Regions from separate parts of the Homo sapiens genome. Here region 1 is linked to region 2. A link is a contact called in ENCODE Hi-C or POLR2A ChIA-PET data. All regions are on one chromosome and are shown on one strand. Each heading gives the region's core, a stretch centred on a gene start or an enhancer-like site at or near the end of the contact. The rest is flanking DNA. Distances are from core to core; before and after follow the strand shown. Region 1 has its middle 100 kb from the start of ARSF. Region 2 holds the start of PRKX (protein kinase cAMP-dependent X-linked catalytic subunit).

Region 1 (3,639 bases), core at 520-3,019, 570 kb after region 2:
TCTCTCTTCCCAAAAACGTCATTATTTTTCTCACCCCTGACTCACAGGAATGTCAATGAAAAGAGTCAAAGTCTGTAAAATATTTGAAGAGATTTATTTTGAACAAATATTGTTACAGGAAAGGGGTCCAGGAAACAGACCCCAAGAGAGGGTTCTTGGATCTGGCGCAAGAAAGAATTCGGGGCGAGTCTATAGAGTAAAGTGAAAGCAAGTTTATTACGAAAGTAAAGGAACAAAAGAACGGCTACTCCATAGACAAGAATAGCCCTGAGGGCTGCTGGTTGCCCATTTTTATGGTTATTTCTTGATGATATGCTAAACAAGGGGTGGATTATTCCTGTCTCCTCTTTTTCCACTGTATGGGGTAACTACCTGACGTTGCCATGGCATTTGTAAACTGTCATGGCGCTGGTAGGAGTGTAGCAGTGAGGACGATCAGACATCACTTTACTCGCCATCTTGAGTATCTCAGTCCCACTCTGACCCAAGGCACGGTAGAAATTAGAAACCCTCCTCCCCAAGGCGAGTCCTAGAAACAAGACCCCCTTTTCCCCAAAGCCAAGCATAAAACCTAAAAATATAACTCTAATTCCCTCCACCTGCCTTTCCAAGTAAAAACTGGCCATAAAGAAATGATCTGAGGGTCAGGAACAGTGGCTTATGCCTGTAATTCCTGCATTTTGGGAGGCCAAGGCTGGAGGATCCCTTGAGTCAGGAGTTCGAGACCAACATGGGCCACTACCTTTTTCTCTCCTGTAAGGGACAAACTTTCTGTTCCTCCCCTGTGCAGGACACACTTCCTGTGTCCCCCTGTGAAGGACACATTTTCTGTTCCTCCCCTGTGCAGAATACACTTTCTATTTCTCTTCTGTAAAAAACAAATTTCCTCTTTCTCCCCTGTATGGCATACACTTCCTGTTTCTTTTCTGTGCAGGACACACTTCTTGTGACTCCCATGTGCAGGAGAAACATCCTGTTTATCCTCTGTGCAAGACACACTTCCCGTTCCTGCCCTGTGCAGGACACACGTTCCGTGTCTCCCCTTGCAGGACACACTTCCTGTTCCTCCCCTGTGGAACATACACTTTCTGTTCCTTCCCTCTGCAGGACAGACTTCTTGTTACTCTCCTAAGGCAGACACACTTTCTGTTCCTTCCCTCTGCAGGACAGACTTCTTGTTACTCTCCTGAGACAGACACACTTCCTGTACCTCCCCTGTGCAAGACACACTTCCTGTGTCTTTCCTGTGAAGGACTCACTTCCTGTTACTCTCCTGAGACACACTTCTTGGTCCCACTCTGTGCAGGACACACTTCCTGTATCTCCCCTGTGAAGGATACACTTCCTGTTCCTCCTCTGTGCAGGACACACTTCCTGTGTCTCCCGTGTGAAGGACACACTTCCTTATCTCCCCTGTGCAGGACACACTTCCTGTTACTCTCATGAGACTCACTCTTCCTGTTTCTCCCCTGTGTAGGATGCACTTTTTGTGTCTCTCCTGTGCATGACAAATTTCCTGTTCTTTCCCTGTGCAGGACACACCTCCTGCACTTCGTTTTTGCAGGACACACTTCTTACTCCTATCAGTGAAGCACACACTTTCTGTTCCTCTCCTGTACAGGACACACCTTCTGTTCATCCTTTGTTCAGGACACACTTCCTATACCTCCCCTTTTCAGGAAACACTTCCTGTGTCTCCCCTGCACTGGACACATTTCCTGTGTCGCCCTTGTGCAGGACACACTTCCTATTTCTCCCCTGTGCAGCACACACTTTCTGTTCCTCTCTTGTGCAGGATACACTTCTTGTTTCTCCCTGTACAGAACACACTTCCTGTTCCTCCTCTTTGTGAGACACGCTTCCTGTGTCTCTTCTTCGCAGGACACACTTACTGTTCCTACCCTGTGCAGCACACAATTTCTATTCTTGTCCTGTGCAGGACACACTTCCTGTTACTCTCCTGAGAAAGACACACTTCCTTTTTCACCCTTGTCTTTCTTTTTCTTTCTTTTTTTTCTCTGTCTGTCCTCTTTCCTTCTATTTTTTTCCTTTCTTTCTTTTTCTTTTCTTTCTTTCTTTTTCTTTCTCTCCTTTCTTTGTCTTTTTCCCTCCTTCCTCTTCCTCCCCCACCTCCTCCTCCTTCTTCTTCCTCCTCCTCCTCCTTCTTCTTCTTCTCCTTTCTTCTTCTTTCTTCTCTTTCTTTCTTTTTTGTCTCTCCTTTCTTTGTTATTTTTTGCTTGTTTCTTTCTTTCCTGTCTTTGTTTCTTTCCTTTCTTTTCTTTTCTTTTTTTTTTTTTTGTAGAGACAGGGTCTCACTATATTGCCCTGGCTGATCTTGAACTCCTGGGCTCACGTAATCCTCCTGCCTTGGCTTCCCAAAGTGCTGGGACTATAGGTGTGAGCCACCGTGCCTGTCCCATCTTTGTTATCGATCTTTGTAGCCACAGATAATTATTTCAAAACAATTAAGTAATACTTCTCTTACAAAAAATCTTTGTCTTCCTTCCCCCACCAAATATGCACATAGTTTCCTATGGCATGCGAATTTCCACTGCAATGCTACATTCCCAAATAAATATCTTTTCTTTTACAGAGGCTTTCTCTGTTACTTAGGGTGACACCAGTTTATTTCAGCACACTTAAATATTAAAACTTTAGGCATTTTTTTCAATTGATGGCCTGATTCAAATCAGCATAACCTGTTTGTCAAGAAATCCTGGTTAACAATTCTAAAAATCGATAAAGGTGGTGTTCAAAGTTATTAATAAACTTAAGAAAACATCCAAGAATGATAGACTTTTGTACACTTTGGAAAAAGAAAACTCTGCAGAAAAAATAAGTTTTAAGACATTTTGTTCCCTATTTGACATGTATGTCTCAATATTGATTCATTTGCATAACAAAGTTTAATTCTTAACTAATAACAGTGGAGGGAATTATCGTGGGATTTATCAACATACTTACACTAGTTATAAAAATTGTGTCGGGATTTTTTTCTGTCTTTACAGCATTTAGATGAGGAGAGGCTCAAAGAAACCGACAAAAATAAATGTCTCTCTTTTGGAAGTGATTTTAAAAAACTACACCCACCATGATGATATGATTCAATGCATTTGGAACCTACAATTCATACTGGATAATTAATCCACTTGCAATGAATATGAACAATGTCATATGTTTTTATAGGATGAGCTTAATGAGCTGGAAAAGAAATGACTTTGAGGCACAGTACAATTCAATCAATCTAATTAGAAAAGTTTTGGAACAAGTTAACTTTTATTTCTAGTCTATGGAGACTAGCAGGATGACTCGCACGGATTTTCTGGCTAAATTTTTGGCAGTGCAGGAGATCTGGGCAGCAGGGATGACGGAATTCAAGAGCACATTAGTTAACAGTCTTTACAAATGAAAACCCCAGTCTTTGTTGAGAATCCAAAATGGTAATCATGTGTGCATTTTAGCACTGTTGTTTTCTACCCTCACTCTCAGCAATGCCTGGAGGTTACCCTCATGTCTTTGGATAGTTTCTTATTGCCATTTTATTTTTCCCACCCACCCTTCATCTCCTATTGCCTATGGAAGCATTTGGTGACCATTAGACACCAGAAGTGGGCAATTGCAAAACAGGTGATGTCGTTG
Region 2 (3,805 bases), core at 142-2,641:
TGAGCCAGGTTCAGACTTCCTGACTCCCCCTCCCCGTTAGCTGTGGAAGGATGGCTCGGCCTGGTCCCCCTAAAAATGTGTCCGTTCTGACTTAGAGGCCGCTTTGGCTCTCGGAAAGCCCCCCTGACCTGCGGACTGAGGGACTGGAGACCCCCTCCAATCGCAGAATCGCTGAGATCCCTCAAAACAAAGGCGTTTGCAGTTTGACCCCTTGCTGCTCAAACTGTGGTCGGCGAACCGGCAGCCTGGGCCGCCCTGGTCGCGGGTCAGGGGCGCAGCGTCCAGGCCGTGCCAGGCCCGCAAGTTAAGCACTGTCTGCATTTCCCTGGGGAAAGGGGTGACCAAATATCTAGCTATATTTGCATTTCAAATCCACACGGATATGGGTTTTAAATATAAGTATGTCCAACTATTGCCTGAGCCACACTTAAGCCAGGAAAAAAAAATCTTTGGGGTTTCTGAAATTGAAATGCCTCTGCACAATTCTTTATAGGGTTGTCGCCGGGGTGTTTGAAACAGTGACCAATCAAGTTTCACGCACTACATTTGGTCGGGCGATCTCTCAAATCTGTCTTTCCCTAGTTTTTTAAAGGAATGTTTATTTGTAAAGAATTCTAGATCCACAGGAAGCTGCAAAGAAACGCACAGGGTCGAGCCCGCCCTTCCCCGCCCCTTCCAAGTAGAAATCTAGAATCACCAGAGTCCTACAGCAAAACCAGGACGCTGAACTCATCCCGAAGACCCGGCAGCCCCTCTTGGGGATCCGCCCTCATTCCAAATTCTCTCAGGTCCCAAACAAGCACCCGCAGGAGTACTGAACTTTTTGGGGGGAGGGCAGAGGGGATCTGTATGCAGATTGCCAGCTGAGCAATCCTATTTTCTATGACTTAAAGCCAATCAGAGGCTGGGCGTGGTGGCTTATACCTGTAGTCCCAGCACTTTGGGAGAACGAGGCAGGCGGTTCACTTGTGCTCAGGAGTTCCAGACCAGCCTGGCCAACATGGTGAAACCCTGTCTCTACTGAGAAAATACAAAAATTAGCCGGGCTAATCCGAGCCCCTCTCTTCACCAAACGCCAGTTTCACTTTTTAGTTTTGAACTTCACTTCTGCTGAGCTACGCCCTCCCTGTCCCCGGGCCCCCTCGCCTCCCCATCTTCCGGGCTTGGGTGCAGCGACGCGGGTGGCCCGCCAGTGCGTCCCCGAGGAGAAGTCAGCCTGGGTCCCACCCCAGGGGTGCCCCGGGCGCGGAGGGGGCGTGGGCACCTCCCCAGCGCCGCACGCCCGGGTCTCCGGCTCCTGGGCTGGGTCGGGGCGGGGGCGGAGCGCGCGCGAAGGCGACGCCCCCAGCCCCGCGGCCGGGTTAGGGCGGGGAGAGGCGCGGTCACGCCCAGGCGGCTTCCGCCCGCCCCAACAGCGCGCACGCGGCTACCGAGCTGGAGGAGGCGGCGGGCGCGAGACCCGGAATGCGCAGGGCCCCCGCCTCGCCCCCCCCAGCCCGGGCCGCGGCCCCCGCCTTCCCCGCAGTCGTCCCGCACTCGGTGCCCGCCCCCCGAGGCCGGCGGCTGCTCCCACTCGGGGCCGTTGCTGCTTGTGCCGTGAGCGCCGCCCAGCCATTGTCCCCGTCGCTCCGTCAGCCGCGCCGGACCGCGCACCAGGAGGCGAGAGCGCGCATGGGGAGCCTCTGTTGATGCCGCCGCCGCGCCGCCCTCCGAGGCTGCGTCCCGGGAAGCCCGGCTCCCCGAGCGCTCCGGCCTGGCCCGGTGCCCCGGACCTGAGTGCGTCCCCATGGAGGCGCCCGGGCTGGCCCAGGCGGCCGCGGCGGAGAGCGACTCCCGCAAGGTGGCGGAGGAGACCCCCGACGGGGCGCCCGCGCTCTGCCCCAGCCCTGAGGCGCTGTCGCCGGAGCCGCCTGTGTACAGCCTGCAGGACTTTGACACGCTGGCCACCGTGGGTGAGTGAGTGCGGGCGGGGACTCGGCCCACAGGGGCGCGCGGCGTGGCCGGGACGTTGTAGTAGGACAAAGGGCCCTGGGTGCCGACCTCCTGGGGAGGGCCCTGACCCGCTACTTCGGCTCGGAGTCCCCGTGCGGGGCTGCACCTGCGCCCCGGGTCTTCCCGGGTGGAGCGCACTCCCCAGCCCCCCAGCCCAGGCAAGTACCCCCGACCGGCCGGGTGCCTAACCTGAAATGCCGACGGCTCCTCTCGGAGACCACCCTCCACCCCCAGCACACACAGCACTCTGGGGCCTGGGCCGTCCGACGTCACAAAACCTCCTGCGGGTCACCTCGCCTGGGGGACCTCGTGCTCCCTCCCTGGCAGCGGCCCCAGGGACACTGGCGCGGGGTGCGAAGACCCCTGCAGGCCTCCCCTAGGCCAGCCTCCCTGTGTGCCCAGAGGCAGGGAATGTACAGATTTCTCCAGGGGCTGCAGGAGCAGCTGGGCTGTGGGGGACAGGTGTCCCGGGGCGCTGTGGGGACGAGGACGGCAGCGCTGGGGACGGATCCTAACATGTCCTGACACCGCCTGTGCTCTTCGTCTTGTGCCTCTGAAATGGGTAATTCTTGTATCGGACGCTTTATCCGTTTCCTTTGTCCTCTGTCTTTGAACTTAACCCCGAATGGGCAGCTTGACAGAGAGGTTTCGAGTTCTCGGTGCTCTTGCATCCGGACACGCGCTGCTTTATGGAGCAGCCCTGAGTGGGTCAGAATATCCCAACTGAACGTGGGCGCTGGATTTAAACAGTTGTCATCGGCCCGCCTGTGCCACTTAGGGACTCCGTATGGCTAAGTGGGGTGTTGGCTGTCAAGAAAATAAATGGGAGAGTAGAGGGGGCTGTCCTGGGTGTGTTGGTGAGGCGTCGGCTCTCAGGCCCTCTAACTCCTGTTTGTCCTCATTTTGGAAAGGAGGAAGCTGGGCTGGGAAGCCCAAGGGCTCGAGGCCATAGCTTATGACTTAGGAAGACCAGCGGGCATAGCCAGTGGGGCCTTTAGAACCGCTGAGGAAGAGGGGACTTAGCTTCCTTCAGTGACCTCTTTGCCACTTAGACCTTGAGGAAGGGCCCACGAGGAAAGCCTGAATTTGGAAGGACAGAGTGGGAGGAGGCCCTCTCTCTTTCTCCTCTCCCTCCCTCCTCCTCTTTATCTCATTCTCTCTCTCTTTTCTCTGTTTCTCTTCTCTCTCCCTCTTTCTGTCTCTGTTCAAGTCTCTCTGCATTTCTCCTCCTCTGTCTCTTGGTGTCTCTCTCCCTGTCCCCTTCCGGTCTTGGTTTTTCTGTCTCCCTCCCTCCTCTCTCTCTGCCTTCCCCCTTGTCTTGGTCCCCCCGGAAAGCTGTCCTGGTCTAATCTTAGAGCTGGGTGTGTTTTGCGCGGAAGAAGGGTGGGGCAGGAACCCTGACTGGCGCAGCCGCCACAGTAGGTGGAAATACAACTCGACAATGGAAAATTGATGAGGTCCAGCCGTTCCTTGGCACTCAGCACCAGCGTTTGTCATTCTTTGGGGCACCCACATGGGTCCCTTGGGAAAGGTGGAGCTGGGGCTGGAGGCCGGGGCAGAGAGCAGGATGCGGGCAGGAGGGCGGCAGAGGTGAGGGGTTCTGGTGTCACAGGGGGCCACTCAGTTTGACGTCAAGTCAGCTTAGGGTGCCCAGCGGGTAACCTCATCTTTAAAAATAGAGTGTCGCTGCCTCTGGGGACCAAGCTGGCTGGGCGGGGAGTCAGCTTTTTTTTTCAGTCCAGTCAGTGCTCTCTTAATGAGGATGAGGATGATGCTCCTTTCTCAAGGATAACTTCCTGTGAGCTCCAACGAT

Evidence for each region. A loop is a pair of places that touch in the nucleus more often than their neighbours do. ChIA-PET counts read pairs that join two places held with the same protein, here RNA polymerase II (POLR2A).
Region 1: a map of OCI-LY7 shows a loop between it and region 2 (6-fold over the local background). The contact joins the enhancer-like site here to the promoter of PRKX in region 2. A Hi-C loop is called at or near these places in 1 of 168 maps with a recorded cell type or tissue (OCI-LY7). POLR2A ChIA-PET finds 5 or more read pairs at or near these places in 1 of 52 experiments (A673).

Annotation. Positions count from the first base shown.
Region 1 is chrX:3,140,906-3,144,544 of GRCh38, reverse strand. No RefSeq gene overlaps it. Among named protein-coding and RNA genes, the nearest start is that of ARSF, 100 kb to the right of the region's middle. Within about 2 kb of position 1,769, at least 2 of the 41 ENCODE cell types and tissues checked have a DNase peak (open chromatin) inside an H3K27ac peak, as active enhancers do; they include OCI-LY7, where a contact is called at or near this core.
Region 2 is chrX:3,711,235-3,715,039 of GRCh38, reverse strand. It overlaps PRKX (protein kinase cAMP-dependent X-linked catalytic subunit), which reads left to right and starts at 1,391. Exons shown (of 9, transcript NM_005044.5): 1 at 1,391-1,952. The coding sequence starts at 1,787. RefSeq lists enhancers at 1-126, 2,458-2,767, 3,168-3,297, 3,523-3,805 and silencers at 1,088-1,817, 1,838-1,967, 2,008-2,287.